Regions from separate parts of the Mus musculus genome. Here region 1 is linked to region 2. Evidence: chromatin loops called from intact Hi-C (ENCODE). Cell type or tissue: left cerebral cortex. All regions are shown on one strand. Links, peaks and the distances in the headings refer to the core of each region. The heading gives the core; the rest is flanking DNA.

Region 1 (8,345 bases), core at 24-8,023, 170 kb before region 2:
CAACAGGCTGCCCTCTTCCAGAGTCCTAACCCTATGTCCCCAGCTGATGAACCGCTCCTTTCACTAACCTTTTGAATGGCCCAAAAATCATTGCTGATGATATTGGTCAGGTCTTCTCTGGTCTTTCTCAGTTTTCAGATTTCCAGTCTCTACTGCTGCATAAGATAAATATTCGCTCAGCTTCCACAATGTTCATCTGCTCTTTTTAACCTTCGCCTTATATGAAAGGAGCCAAGGCTCACTGTGGTCTGGTACTGTGGCCTCTTTCTTTCTTGGGTGTCCTTTGGATTTATTCATCTGCTGGCTAATGAAGAGGAATCCATCATCAGGAAAAGTCAGATTTGCTAAGTTTCTCGAGTGCTTTCATGCTTGAGGTTGCCCTTGTGTGCACGCCTCCCTCATTCAATGGGACACTAGCCGAATAGGGTTCCAGGGTGGCGCTTCCCTTCATCCTTCAGAGACAGGTTCCCTTACTTCACCTTTGGATCTTTCTGTAGAATAGTTGGTTGCCAGATGGATCTTTTCTTCGTACAAAGGAACTTTTTTTCTTTTGCCAGCTGCTTAAATAACTCTTTAATTTAGGATTTCTATAATTTGACTAGAATATATTCCAATGTCAAACACATAGAATCAGGCTTACCCAGAATCTTGTCTCTCTTGTTTATCAGATCTGATTTCTGCAGTCCCTCTCCTGCTCTCACACATGTTTCTCTCCCATTTGTGAATGTTGCCCTTTGGATGCTCCAGGAGGATGATCCCTTGTCCGTTCTGTGTTGATTTCCCTGTAGCTAGTCTGGGAGTAGTAGGCCATCCTTGTCAGCCTTTACTGTGAATACCAAGCTTGTCCTGTCTTTTCAGTTTGTTTTTAAGATTCTATTTTAATTAGAACATCCTCCCTTCCCTTTCCTCCATCAAAACCCTCCCATAATCTTCTCCCTGCCTCACTCTCATTCAAATTCATTCCCCCTTTTTTCATCAATTGTTACTGCATGCATCTATGTATTTCTATATACATGTACATATACATACACTTACATATATACACATATACACAAAGTATTGCCTGTTGAATCCATATAATGTATTCATACTGTTATATTTATGTTCTCAGGTTGACCATTTTTTCATTGGACAATCATTTAGTGTTTTCTTCCCTTGAAAGGGCCACCTCTCTACTCTCTGCTTTGCTCAGTTGCCTGTAGTACTTTGTGAAGGACTGACTGGTGCCTCCAAGGCTTTTCCCCAAGCTGTTTGGTCTTTCGATGGTGGCATCCTTGTTCAGCTCACATCTGGGAGGCCATGTTACTGATTCTTTACTGGTGTGGTTTCACCTGTTACTAGAAGACACAAGCTCATGGCAAAGTCCCTGATCCTCTGGCTCTTATAATCTTCCCTTCCCATCTTCTTCGATGTTCCCTGAGCCTTAGGTGTGGGTGTAAGCTTGTCATTCACAGGGACTGAGGGGAGATTGTGCTGTCTATAGAGATCTTAGTTGATCATTAACTTTGTACTTGCAGTGTTTATTCCTTACATCATTTTCTGATTTTTAAATCCCCTTAAACTGCACAAGTTCATCAAGATAATTTTAAGCTCTTTATAATGGAGGCCATATTACATGCTCTACTGCAAGGTTCCTGTAAAGATCTAATGATGTACCTTGCTTTCATTCTTGCATTCAACATCTTTTAAAACATATTATTTTTACCCTTTAAATCTCACCTTCTAATCCCAAACGTATAATGTGCTTTCCTTCTTTTAGGCATTTCCATATTTGTGTAGTTCTATTCTTCTACAACTGTTTTCTTTCTTGAATTTACTGTAACTGGTAAGGCATTCTCCCAGCGTTTATCTTGGACTCCCTAATCTTTTCAGAAGCTAGAAAAAGTTAATATAACAGATTCCTTGATCACATAGTTTTTCTTCCTTTCTAGTGACATACCCTACATTTATTATTCTGTTTCAATATCTCCAAATAAACTGACATTTAAACAGAGGAACAGGTAGATGAGAAAAATGGCTTTAGTGGTTCAGGGCACTTCTCTGCAGAGGACCGGAGTTCATTTCCAAGCACTCATTGGCAGCTCACAACCACTTATAACTCCAGCTCCAGAAAATCTGATGCCCTCTTCTGGACTGCAGGTGCACACACATATGAGGTTGGTCTTGTTTAATTATTATTATTATTACTCAGAAAGACCAGGTATACATGGTTAATTTTCTTTGTTGACAGGACTGGATTTAGAATCACCTAGGAAATATTTCTGCATCTATAAGGGTATCTCAGAAGGCTTTAATAGGAGAAAAGGAATCAGTTTGAATATGGCAGCACCCCCCATGGGCTTGGGTCCAGATCTGAATACAAAGGACAAAGAGAACTGGGCCCCAACCTTTTTTCGGTTTCTGTCTCCAAACTGCAGATGCAATGTGAGCAGCTGCCTCAGGCTCCTGCTGCCTTGTGTCCCTTTCCATGAGGGACTAGATCCCTTCAAAATGGGAGGGAACATAAACTCTTCAGTTTATTCTTTTGGGAAATTGGTCCTATAACAAGAAAAGTAACTAATAGAAGGCTCAACCACTACTTAGTGAGCACTGATGTGTCTGGGACATATCTTAATAATAATAGAGGCAATAAAATGTGCTTCATTACTCCCCCATATAACCAGGGCTTTAACCATCTGGTTGATTTATTTTTCTGGATTTACTCTTAGTAGCTCCCCAGACCTCTAAGCATAGAGCTCATGGTGTTCTATCCTCCAGTACCATTATCTTTTCTCTGTATTTCCCTGTGCAACACAGGTGGCCAGCTTACGGCTTTGCCATCTTCCCAACACTGAGGTACCCTTCATAATTTATGAACCACAAAAATATCTTTTAAAATAAATAAGTAAACGTAGTGTTATCATCTAAAACTATCTTTCCTATCATTTCTAGGATATTTATGGAAGATCTTATGTTTTTTTTAATTAAAACTAAAAGTCAACCTATATTCCGTTAAGACAGGCAAGGAGAGACTCAGTGGGCTTTATAGTTATTTACACTGAGGGCTCTGCCATGCTGACACTGAGCTGAAAAGAAACTGCCAATAACTCAACAGAGATGCGGCAAATCAATGTAGAGCTGAGAGTTTTCACTTAGTCCCCTCACTGACAATATTCCCAGGGCTTCCTGCTTTTTGTTTTATTTTAAGTCCAGGCTTTATGAGTGCAGAATTAAAATATGCTAGTTCCAAAATACCAAATAGCATTTGGTCACAATGTGTTGCTAGTTACAAGGCCCCCAGCTGGCTTTATTCTAATGAGCATGGAGTTGTGACCTCCAATGGTGACTGTGGCAGTCTCTGAATAACCTTTGAGACCAGTCTTCCTTTTACTTAAAAGACAACATGGGACAAGCGCACCAATCTTTGTAAAGAGTCATCCCTGAAAACATACAAAAGTAGCATTATATGTGTTGTGTTTTTTAAAAAGATAAAGGGAGAGAGAATGTTTGGTGAATGTGCAGTCAGGTGTGGGGAAGGGGGTGCCTCTGCAGGCCCATGCTGAGGCATCCCTTCCCCCCCCACCCCCACCAGGGACTGGTACAGTATAGAATAGAGTTTATTCAGGGCATAGAGAAGGGATTTGAGAAGGTAGTAGAGACAGAGAAAGGCAGAGAGAGAGAAAGGGAGGGCAGAGGAGTAGAGGCTGACCATGAGCACATGGAGAGAGGGGGGATTGGGAGAGAGGGGGAGCAGGATAAGAGGACAGAGGGAGAGCAAGAAGGCAAAAGAGAGAGGAGTGGGAGAGCAACCTCTTCTATAGTGAGTCAGGCACATCTGGCTGTTGCCAAGTAACTGTGGGGTGGAGTCTAGACAAAATGCTAACAATATGGAATTAATCAGCTATGTTTGGGAATATAAATATGTATAATATACAAATACATATGTGCATGCAATAAGAGATTATTATTCAGACTCCCGCTTATTCTCTGCAGGGCACACTTTCTCATTATTTTCAATATGGTCAGGTTGCGAGCTTTGAAATCTTCATGCTTTGGCTTCATTTCATGAAACAATTCCTTTCTGAGTTTCCTTTGACCTCTCAAGTTGTGCTAAAAAAGGAAAACAAGGGTCTCCAATGACTATTCCGGTGTATCACACCCCTCCCCCCATCTCCCTTCTAGGAATTACTACAGTAGAACTCAAGCAAGTCACATCCCACTTTATGCAAGGATTAGTTTCCCTCACTTGCCCCAGGCTTTCATAGAAGCAGTGTGTTGTCTACATTTCTGCTAACAGTCCACATGACAGTAGGCTCTTTTTCACATATGCACCTCAAACTCTTGTAAACTCTACCTATTATCCACTTCCAAAACCATATCTGTCTTACTAAGTTTTGGTCTGACTATAGACACAAATTTAGGACAAATAGAAATCATTCTATAATACAGAATAGAGCTGAATTGTGAGCGTTCCTGTTATGTGACCTTGGGCAATGCATACACTAATTTTTAGAGTCTCAATATTATTTTAACTTTTTTACATATATTAACTACTTTTCTCTCTCTCTCAGACACAAAAAGATACCATAGAAACATAAGGAAAGAATAGGAGCCCTCCTTACAGTGTTACAAAATATTTCAGACTAGGAAATAGGAATACTGTCAATGGAAGTGCCTTGCTAAAGTCACATAATGAAGAGGATTGTAATTGAGTAACCCTGACCTAGACTCAGCATGCCAACTATTCTTTCCCTTTGTGATGTTCATGAAGTGTTCCTCTCATACTGTGTAGGAAGACCACACAAATAAGCCAGAAATCCTCACCAGTCCACCACAGGAAGTTTAGGTTATACATAGCATGCCCAGAATATCCACACATACACACAAAACAGCATCATCAACAAATATGCCACAGGACACATATCCCCAAATTAAGCTATATCTCTAGAATCAGTAATGTCCTGACGCCCCCTCCCCCATCTTCCTTCTAGGAATTACTACAGTAGAACTCAAGGAAGTCACATCCCACTGACACCGAATACACTCTTGGAAAAATGAATGGTATCCTTTCGTCCTTTACCTTACTGCCCCAGTTAGGGGCTTTTGTCATATTCCTTCAGCATCTATGCTTCAGTTCTCCATGACATTAGCCAATGTCATCTCCCCTGTACCTTTCTTCAGAGTCTGTAGCAGCTAACAGTAGTGATCTTTTAGGCTACTGCTCTCAAATGAGGTCAATTTACTCTCCATGAGAATATTCTCAATACATTCAGAGATTTTCATTTATTACAGTCATGGGGAGTATGACTGATACCCAGAGTGTCAATATCAGGGATGATGTAAAATACCCCATAATGCTTCAGGAGCACAATATGTCCTCCCACCATGAATTGCCCAGGCTAAAATGTTGATATCACTAAGGTTTGAGCCTGCTTGAGAGGAAGACTGTATTCAGCACATAGTGGGATGTCAGCAGCCCAATCATGAGGAACAAGGTTGCGGAAGTACTCTGCACTATACATATTTCTACTTCTCTCCACTGCTTGGCAGATGAACATGACCATGTACAAAACTGTGCTTGACTAAGTAATGAGACAAGACTTCTGTCTGGATAAATATCTTGATTTGTTTTTCTTCTCAGTACGTAATTTTTTGGTGATGATCCATCTGAATTTTTACAGATTCCAAATTCCCAGCCTTAAGTTTCCATTTGCATTGGAAAGATTTTATTTCTAAAAATGTCACTGAACTCTAAAATTACCAAGGTTAATATCATCTTGTGAAAGTGGAAGGTAACTTTGAATGCTTATTTGGTATAAAATTAAGCGTGCAGGCTTAGTAATGTTATTATTTTTAATACTATCATGAGCCAACAAGAATAAAGAATTTCGTTCATCTTAATGTCAGCAGTAACACTAAAGATGGTTGATTTAGTTTTACATTGACCAGTAAAGCATTCATTAGAACTCCTGATGACCCTGTATAGAAATCCCCTTCCTTCCCTCTGCCTTACCTGTACTCTCTTGCACGCTGTCCACAGTGGCTTTGAGGCAGGTTTGTTTCAAAATCAATGCCCCAAGTTCTGACTTCTAGTTATATTGTGTGTTGCTTTATCAATCAGATATCTATACCTTGAATATCTGGCCAGATCTTGTTCGAATCTCAGCACTTCATTAATCTGCCCAAAGCCAGCTCCTCCTAGTGAACCTTCCTGGTGGTGGTGGTACTATGATCACCCACACCAAAAATATTCTGGGCTTCTTCAAACTCTACTTTTTGTGTTTAACCTCTTTACCAAATCCAAATCTACATCCTTACAATACAACACACTGTTTATGGCCTAGCTTTCTTTCTTTAAAAATTACATTGTACCAGCCATGCTAAACCCATACCCCTAGTTTGTGAAAATGTAAATCCATTTTAAAGAGGAAAGCTAAAGGAGATGCCACTGTAGATTCCCAACTACTGGAAAGTAGCTGCCCATGGAAGTATTTCTCTTACGGTCAAGTCACAGAAGCTAATACAAGTGTGGTCCAAGGGGCCAGGCTCTATGGAACATTGCCAGGAGAGCTTAGTCCACATAGTGCACGAGTTTTACAGATATGTGTGATGCAAGATTGAGGGTGTCATTTGTTTCTATGGAGTTTCTCTGTGTGTGTGTGTGTGTGTGTGTGTGTGTGTGGGTGTGTGTGTGTGTGTGTGTGTGTGTGCGCGCGTGCGCATACACTTACACGTGTTTGTATACATCTATTTGCAGTTATTGTCATTTTCTTTGCCGCTTTTTCTTGTTTGGCTATTTTGTACTACTCTGATTTGTTTGGTTTTTGCATTATCATGTTGTAGTTAATTTTGTTGTCATCCTTTAGATGCCGACAGAAAGGGTGTGAAGCAGGATAGGTGGGGTTGTGGGGAAAAAATGAGATGAGCAGTGGAAGGCAAAACCATAATTAGAAAATAGTATATAAAAATATATTTTTAATAAAAGAAAATAAATATTTGAGAGAGCCACCAAGGCCAGGCAATAGATAACAGGATTAGATTCTCTACAAGGAGAGTCTAAGAAGATATTGCATGAAGCTGAGAAAGTGAGACAAAGTTGCAATGAAGAGCTCAGGGTGCTGGAGATACCAGGACTGGAGAATTTCTGTTGAGGAAAACTGCAAGCATGGACTGAAACCAGTCCTAAAAGAACTGTGTGTACTGCGGGCCACAGAGCTGGAGGAGTGGAGCTACTCAAGCCCTTGGGCCGCCAGATAATTCGACATGAGGTCCAGATGCCAGACATGGAGCTGAAGGATTTGATGCTTTCCTTGTTGGATTTTGGCCTATATTGGTCTTACCATTCTTTATTATGTCCAAATTCCTCTCTTTTGGAGTGGTTTTGGATGCTTACTCTGTATAATTATATGTTAGAACTCTGTAGGGTTTTTAAACATACCTTTGTCATAATTAAGAGAATGTTTTGAATCTCCAAGTAGACTTAGATTTTGGAGTTTGAAGTGTTGGGACTGTTGACATTTATGGGTTCTTACAGAGATAGACTGAATGTATTTTGAGGAGAAGTGAAAGCTGAGGAGGCAGAGGTGGAATGTTCCAGTTTGAAGTGATGTGTGACATACCAAACTGATGAGAGGTGGAGTTGTTTATCTTGGTTGTCAAGTTGATAGGATTTAGGATCAATATGGAAACAAATCTCTGGGTACATCTGAAAGGGGTTTTTCTAGATTACACTTCAGGATGGAAAGATCTACCTTAAATGTGGATGGCACCATTCCATGGATTAGCTCCTGGAGTACATAAGGAGGACAAAGCTAGCTGAATACATGCATTCATCACTCTGTTTCCTGACAGTGGATGCAACTAGTGGCCTCACACTTGAACTGTAAGTCGAAACAAACCCTTTCTTCAATTGTTTTGGGCATATAGTTATGATGAAAGTAAATGTTAGTGCTATAAAGATTATAGGCAAGAGGAAAAGGTGGTAATAGAAGGGTATGAGGAATCTGTTAAAATATATTCATATAAAAATTAATAGAATACTATGCAAAACTAATAATAATAAAATCCTAAATTCTGACAGCTCTAAACTTTGTATAAGAGCTACACAGTTTGTTTATTCTAATGCTCATATGCTATGAGCGTGTAACATATTTTGCATATTCTATTGTCACTAGTGCCTACTTCACTATAATTTATAAACTAAAATTATGAAAACTAAAGATGGAAAATAGTAATTTAATGCTTCTATATAGGTTCTTGTTCATCTTCCAGTTTTACTGTTAACTTCCCAGCACACTTTGCCGCAGGGAAAAACAAAGATTCTCCATGTACATCTCAGTTCAAACGTTGTAGCAACGAGGTGCCCA
Region 2 (8,345 bases), core at 186-8,185:
AACAGGGATTTAGATATTGACAGTAGATGCCTGATAAGTTATTAGTTCAAGAACTTCTGAGAATACATTATTATTTTAGGTATTCCACTATTCCTACGTCTTCCATGAATCACTAAGGTCTAACTTGTCATTCCAAGACTTATTCCTTCTCTGCTCATATCTACTTGATCTTGACTGTTGAGATACTGTCTGTGACAAACCCTAAGCAAGGGACCAAATATAAGCTGCCTGGCTAAGACTGAGTCCCTCTCTTCAGAGAGAGACGGATATTTCAAAGGGCCATAAAACACAGATCTATTTTATGAGCATCTCTTATGGAGCAGTAAGAGAAGAACAGACTTTATTACCCACTGTAAGCTTGACATGATAAATTGGACCACTCTGCCTGTACTCTGGCACTTCTGCATTTGGATAGTGATTTGATCTTATTCTGATTGGTGAGGACCCTTTAGGTTCAAAAACACAATTGCACACTAAAGAGATACAGCTTTTCTAAGGGTTATTTACATCTATCTGCATGGTGATTCTCACACCCCATTTTAATGTAATGTGTTATGGTCATATTTATGCCTTGATTTGGAAACTAAACTAAGATTGGGTAAGCCCCTGGGTCAGAGAATAGTGGCTTCTCTCCTTATTAATTAGAATCAATTAGCACTAGACAGGCAATAACAATATTGAAGGATTATACTTCACTGATATGTTTTATAATTGGATGATCCTAATGAAGTATGTAGGAAAGAGAAGGCAAATATCAAAAAATAGGCTTTTAAAATTAGCTTAATGCTGCTCCAAAAAGTCATCACTACATAGGAAACTAACAGTAGCTGATCAGGGGCCTTAAATCAGATGGGATGTTAACAATGAGTCCATGAAAAGCTCACTGGCAGTTACGAGAGACACCTACGGATGGCAATGCCGTTAACTAATGAATGTGAACCTTAGTCCAGTCTAGATTATTGCTCTGCCATTATCCTTCAGCCTCATTAGCTTGTGTCTTTCACTATAAAGAAAAAAAATTATGAGAAGGGGTGTGTCAATGAAATTTTGTTACCATTGGTGATGCTACTAAAAATCTGTCTTAGTCTACAAACTCTATAAGCACATTCTCAGATCAGATCTATATTTCAGAGCTGCAAGATCACCTTTCTTACTCAAAGCTGTCCCAATAGTGTAGACAGATTTCCAGCAGTCTAGACTACATGACCTAATTCACTGCCTGATAACAACCTCAGATGGGATTTCTACAAAGTACAAGAGGGGAAAGTACTTAGGTGCCCAAATGCATACGTGTTGTTTCTGGGAGATAGGCCAGCAAGTTTTCTCTGATAGTTTCTTGGAATTAGCTGTTTTCATGAAGCTTCTATCAACACCAAGTGCAAAGGACAATTCAAATACGAGTGGCCTTTTAAAAGCTAAGATAATTTCTTCAATCTGTAACCTCTTTAGCTTTTACTATTTTTATTATGCTTATCCTTAATTCCCTGTAAAAAAAATCTTTCTCCAGTTTGTAGGAAAACGCTATTTCCCTTTGTAGCAAGGTCTATGAGGGCTGACTCAAAAATACTGTGTAAGCCCATGTATGATGCTACTTGGATTAAATGTTAATTACTCTCTGAAAACAAACAAACAAACAAACAAACCAAAAAACAAACCTCAGCAACTGATACTTTGAAACTCATTTCATCAAACCCACATATAAGCGTAACTGCATCTGATGGTTTCCCTTCTCCCAAGCCCTGCTCAGAATCTCTCATCTCATTTAATATAACAGTGTCTCCTCCCTCTGTTCTCTAATATAGGAATGCAATTGACACACCCCCAATGAAAGCCATGTTGCTTTGTAACACTAATTGCTCATGTATATTCACAGCCCAATGCTCCTGAAACCACATCCTAACATCTTGTTTTATGATAGAGGTAGGGTAAAAGGTCATCTTTAGACAAAATAAGCAGTAACATACACACAAAGCAAAGTTTGCTTCTCGATTTCTATACAGGAAAGTAAAGAAATAAACGCCATATCAAAAGAAACAGAGCAAGGAGTTTGCAAAGTGCTTGTTTATTCAAGTACAGACTTGTTATCTCCAGTCTGCTTTCCTGAAGGTCATGGCAGAACTGATGTGCAATTTACTTTCTTCATGACCACTTAGCTTACTATTGCTAACTTCAGAAAGCAGCAGTGGGCAGATCAGACTCCTAACATGAAAGAACCTGAGGGTTTTCACCCCATTCTTCTTATATAGTAGGCACCTATCTGCACACTTAGGTAAGCCATTATCTAAATACAGTAAATACTATACATTTTCAGTGTGCATACCTTGCATTCTGGGAAAACTAAAAAACTAATAATGTCTGCACACTTTTTTTTTTTGATTCAGTATTGATTTTGGCTTTAATGTTCTCTAATGATCTTAGTGACATGTGGTTTCTAAAATAATTAGAAATGAAAACCTTTTTTATAATGATATAAGCAGAAGTCAAAAGCTTGCACTAACACACACAAAAGGTATTGTGCCTACAGTGTTTTGAGAGTATCACCTGTTATCATTCTATGGTCCCTTCCTTGCCCTCTGCAACCATAAAATAAAGCTTACTTAGAAAATAAAATACTAAACATTGTGTTCTAAGAGAAATCTCAAAAAATGACTGTCTAGCTTCAACCCCAAAACAGGATAACCAATGGTGTGTGGCTGTGCCTATTCTCAATGTTAGCACCCAGGCCTCCTTGTAACAGTTTTGACCATAAATGAGTATAAAATTAATCAATGGTGAGAAATTCACCTTGACTGATGACTGGATTACTGGAATTCAAGAATTTATTGTTCAGGAAAGTGAAACAAGTTGTATCTTGAACCATAGGTATACAAAACTAATCTACTTGCTCAAGATATAAACATTTGAACTAGAGAAATACTGCTTGCTATTTCTGTAAATTTTCCCTTTACCTCTCTAAGACAAAAACTTTACCTTTAAAAAAAAACCCAACATATAATACACTCATGTTAATAATCTTTTGGATTATATTTTGATTTTGCTTCTGATTCTATAAGAATTAACTGAAGTTATCCACTGTATCCTTAAAAATATGTTTTTTGCTATCAGTGTGTGTTTATGTATGTGTGTGTGTGTGTGTGTATGTATGTGTGTGTGTGTGTGTGCGTGTACATGTTCATGCAGTAGGCACACTGCACATGTACATAAGCCACAGTTTGACTTGACGTTCTCCCTCGGTCCTCTTATGAGACAGTCTCTAACGGAACCTGGATCTCACTTGTTTAACTAGCCTGGCTGACCAGTGAGCTCCAGTAATCTGCCTGTTTCTACTCCCCAGTAGGTGGAGGTTCATATGCTTACTTGTTCCTTGCTTTTACAAAGGTTCCAGGAATCTAAACTAATATGTGCATGCTTGCTTGGCAAGAACTTTGCCAACTAAGCCATCTCCTCACCCCCAGTTTCCAGAGTGCTTCACTACAGCTTGTCTGTCACAACTACACAGTACAAAATCCATCAGTGTAAGTCATGATGGGCAGATCAGTCTCTTTATGCTCTAGGCATTCCTTAAAGCATAACCTGAGCAAGCTTTGATGGGTACTCTGGTCCAAGCTACCCTATCCATTGCCCACTCACTACAATAGATTCCCATTTCATTATTCTTTGAAATTGAAGCATTCTATACCCTTTGAATACAGGTTGTCCTCTCAAAAACTTATGTTGAAATTACATTCCAATTATGATATATTAAAAGGTAGGGCCAAGTGGGACCTTTAGGAGGTGATAAAGAGCCTGTCCTCTCTAGTGGATTAATGGATTAATGCAGGTAAATGGGTTTATCTTATGATCAAATCTGTAATCAAAGTTAATTTGGCCAAGTTTTTTACACACATGATGCAAACTGTCTCGCAATACCCTATGCTTGGCTGATTGGAACCTGCTAGCAAAGTGGGTCCAGATACAGCCTTTAACCATGAACCACAGCCATGAGCCAAAATGAATCTCTTATTTACTTACTCAGACTGTGTCAAATTATCAGCAACAGAAACAAAGGAATGTAAGTACAGCACGCAGTATTTGTAATTGTGTGCTCTGCATGTGTATTCATTGATCATCATTGTTAACTTGACTGAATCTGGAGTCAAATAAGTCATACTTCTGTGTAAGTCTGTAAAAGGCATTTTCTGGAAGGATTGACAGGAACAGGGAAGGTGTCCCTGATATAAGGAGGTTAGAGGGAAACACTGTTCTTCTTTGACTGCTTGCCTTGGCCTCTTGCTGGTGAACCTATCTATTCTATAGCTGCTGTCTATCACTGCTGCTTCCATCAAAACTCAGTTCTTCAGCCTTCAAGTATAGACAATAGTCATAGTTTTTAAGAAGCCCTTCAGGTCTGCAGCACAGGGGACTTCTGAGGCATCCAGTCTTGTGGGCCGAGAAGCAACTAGATTCTCAGTCATTCTAGCTTGCAGGCTGTTGTCCCACGTGTCCAACAATGGCTCTCTACCAATGGGTGATCCAAGAATCCAGTAGTTGTTCGGTCCATGAGGCTGTATGTCTCAGCTTGTCTTCAGTTTATGCCAGAACCCTAAGAAGTAGGCTCCGGTACCAGTGAAGGAATGGACTCGCTAGGGAAAGTGTTAACAAGCAGGAAAGGAGCTAAAGCATCCTTTCCATGTTCTTTATGTAGGCTGCCAGCAGAAGGTGTGGCCCAGATTCAAGGTAGATCGTCCCCCCTCCAAAGATCTGGATTAAAGATATATCTTCCCACTTCAAATGATTTAATTAAGGGAAAAAAAAATCCTTCACATGGGTACCCAGCTGCTTGAGATTTAGTTCACTGCAGATGTAGTTAAGTTGACAACCAAGAATAGCCATCACACTTATATTCAGGAATTCATTTCTGGGATCTTTTCTGTTTTACTGAACCACTCCCCCACAACTGATTTTTAATAGATACATCAGTTTCACGTTAAGTTTTTGTTGTCTGTTTGTCTGTATTCATGTGCTAAGGATTAGAACCAAGACCTTATGTATAACTGGTAAGCACTCGATGACTGAGCTGTGCCCTAGCTATCAGAACTGCACAGTTTTGATTAGTACAGAGCTTTGCTTTTTGAGAAAGCGTCTTGCTACAGTGCCATAGGCTGGTCTTGACTCTGGCTCACACCACATCTTTCTCCAGATCCTCCAGAACTATAGGCAGATGACTCCCAGTCTCTGCTAATCATACCCCTCCCTTTTTTCACTCTCATCTCCTTTTCCTTTGGATGCCATGTTAAGCAAAAGGAAAGCGACAGTCATTAAAGAAGACGCTTTAGGAACATATGCACAGCTGATTAAGAAAAGACTTAGGGTTTGAGTCAGTTCAAGGAAATAACTGAATGCTTAGTCTGTCTTCTCAAGGCAAGGCACTAACTTCTCCTTAAATGAAGCTCAAAGAATGTGTTTCTAGGCCTTTCTTCCCTTTGCTGGCAACTGTAATCAGTGAGAGATTAAACTTCAAGACTTCTTAGTCTTTTTGCATTGTGTAATACAATATGGAATTACAAATAACAAAGATTCTTGATTCTATTATTACCTGAGATGAACATCTAGATATTGCTGATTTTTGGTCTCTATCTTTGTACATAATTTAAGATAGCTTTCAACTAAAAGGGAAAAAAAAGTTAAATTTCCAGGAATTCTATTAACTTGTGCTATTTTGGTTCCTCAAGTCCAAACACATGACACTATGTCTATGATGCTGTCTTCAAAGGAGGTAGCATTCAGTTCCAGGCTAGACCCAGTTACAGAGACAGACTGGGGTACCAATTATCTCTAAGTAGGTTAATGGGATTTCTCTTTATTAGTCACTAGGGAGCTAAAGGGAAATAACTCTTGTCTTTGTACTTTAAGAACAAGGAACTTAGTATCTAGATAATGTTTCAAAGGTGGGTTGCTTTGTGGCTCTTGGCAGGGGGCTGGAATGGGCCTTCCATTGCTCTTAGGAATGGGAAGCGTGTCAGTTGCAGAGCTCCTGTTCTGGAAATTACTGGTACAGTGTTGAGAAATGAAAAATGAGCAACATGAGGAAGTAATCAGAATTTTATCAAAAGGAAATATATCAAGCTAACTACCCACTAACAACTATGAAACAAAAATCAGACAGTGCAATGGAAGCTTAGCCAATTCTAATTAATACTGTGTGGCCTTCAGACACTTTCCCGTAATGACTGTAGGCAATGTATTCTTGTCCTTAAACATACCAGCTTGAGAAGAAATAAAGTCAATTTAATTGACAAGACAAATACAAACTCAGGAAAGAATGCATCTTTAAGAATGCCCCAGATTTTTTAGATTTAATATATTCTCTCTTAAAATATTGTTATGTCTTGTTAGAGTAGACATTTGTTGTTTCTAAAATTGACTTCTGCAGGCATGTGGCCTGTGTGGGTCCTCCTTGTGTTAAGTCATGAGCATATGCTACTCTGGGTCACAATTTTATGAGAAGGGACTCAGTTGAACTCCAGCCCACTAAGTCAAGGAAGCTTCTAAGGCCTGGTTTCAGTCATAAGAGAAGCTGACACTCTTATGATTAATACAAATGTGAGAACACATTAACCAGCAAGTGTCTTCCTTCTAAGCACAAAGGAACATGTTTCTATCAGTTTTGGGCCACTATAAATATCCAAGAGTAAGTAACTTCTAACAGAATTCTTTGACTCATTCTCTGGAGATTGAGAAGTCTAAGAGCATTGCCTTAGCACTTGGCTAGGGCCTTTGGTTGCTGTCATCTGATGGCAGAAGGAGGAGAAGGAGGAGGAGTAGGAGCAAGAGGGACAGGAGGGTGCAAAACACAACAAGCTAAGGACATGTTTAGTTTTCTAACAAAGCCCTTCTCAGAGACCTAACCTTGTCTAGGGCAATGACTGCAATCTACCTGTCAAGGCAGAGCTGTCATGACCTAATGAGTTCTTCTGGCTTATGTATGACACATGCATTTAGGGACTTTCAAATGACAACATTCCACTTTTACTTTCTAAAATTCAAGTTTTTCTCACAATGCAGAATACTGAATCTCTTTCCCAGTTTGCATGCTCCTTATGTGGGGTATGTTCTGACAAGCCTGGCATAAATTTAAAGTAAGCCAAATATATACTCAATACTCTAACCTAGCAAATACCACAGCTCAGCAATGTCTTCAGTCTAGAATCTCATGTAAGTAAGATATGGGTGGTACTCAAAGCATAAATTCATTTTAATTGAAGATGTATCTTCATCAGAGAGGTTGTGATAATCACCAGACTTCACAAAATAAAAGATACTTTATTCTCCTTCTAAGGTATTTATTCCTTTTCTAGGCATTCTCTTTCTAGGATATAGAAACACATGAAAAATGTTTTGTTGTGCTCCCATGTGAGTGCAAATTCAACAGGGAAAACAACATTAAATCTTAAAGCTGGAGAAATCTCAACTTCATGTCCTGTCTCCTGGCCTAGGGATGAAGGCCCCTGGCCAGTAATATTCAGCCTCAATCCTTTGCTGTGCTTAGTCTAGGCAGCAAAACCACATGGAGGTTGGAGTCTAATGCCTAAAGTTTTCCTACACTGGTATTTGCATACCAGTAGCTTTATAGTTGTGGAGTCTTGAGGACTTCCCCTCTGAAGCACCAACAAGTATTTCTCCTATGGCGACTCTGTAGAGGGCCTGATTTCACACCTATACTAGACATTATCTTTGTTGGGGCTCTGAAGTGGTTGCTTTTCTATGACAAATCTCCACTGAGTGTCCTCCAGATTCCTTTGAAATCTCAGTGGAGGAGATGATGGAAGCTCTTTCATTTCACATACCCATAGAGTTGGTACTGTAAGGAAATTACCAAAGCTTATGACTTACATTGTCCAAGTAGAGGATGAAGCCATAGTTGTGGCTGAGAGATGCTACACAGGAATTTGTGATCCCCCCCCCCGACATGCTAAGATCCTGTGGTACCCTCTTTAGAAGTTAGTAGTCAAGACTACTGGAGCTGTGATCTTCAGACATCTGACATAGCCTTGGTGTCTCTTTACCATTGTTCCAATGACCTCTTCTATGTAGGCTAGCCTCTCCAGCAACTAGCTGCTTGGCTATCCCTGTGGTTGTGTTCCTAAATAGGACTCTTCACACTTTATAGGATCATGCTGTAACATTTCCAAATCTTTTTTTCTCTGCTTTCATTTGATGATTAAATTCTGTCTTTAATTTTGGTCCTCTTTCATCTTACTATATGTGATTAAAGGTTGCCAAGCCACTTCCTCAATATTTTGCTTACTAACTTCTTCTATTATTAGAATTTATCAATTTTGAATCAGCCTTTTCGAATGGCCTAG

What was found. Hi-C counts contacts between places; a loop is a spot of excess contacts. Peaks named below come from ENCODE experiments on the same cell type or tissue, not always from the same donor. Only the 100,000 strongest peaks of a DNase experiment are listed, where the experiment ranks them.
Region 1: it touches region 2 in a loop (1.9-fold over the local background); 1 of 42 quality-filtered maps calls a loop at or near these places.

What each region holds. Positions count from the first base shown.
Region 1 is chr8:67,534,116-67,542,460 of GRCm38, forward strand. The region is part of intron 2 of Nat3 (N-acetyltransferase 3); the gene reads left to right. Among named protein-coding and RNA genes, the nearest start is that of Nat3, 14 kb to the left of the region's middle. In left cerebral cortex, for the core only: no CTCF peak of the experiment used is centred there; DNase peaks (open chromatin) are centred at 3,179 and 7,570.
Region 2 is chr8:67,700,415-67,708,759 of GRCm38, forward strand. All of the region lies in intron 15 of Psd3 (pleckstrin and Sec7 domain containing 3), which reads right to left. Among named protein-coding and RNA genes, the nearest start is that of Gm32888, 160 kb to the right of the region's middle. In left cerebral cortex, for the core only: no CTCF peak of the experiment used is centred there; DNase peaks (open chromatin) are centred at 4,664, 6,515, 6,700 and 7,048; H3K27ac peaks cover 3,579 bases.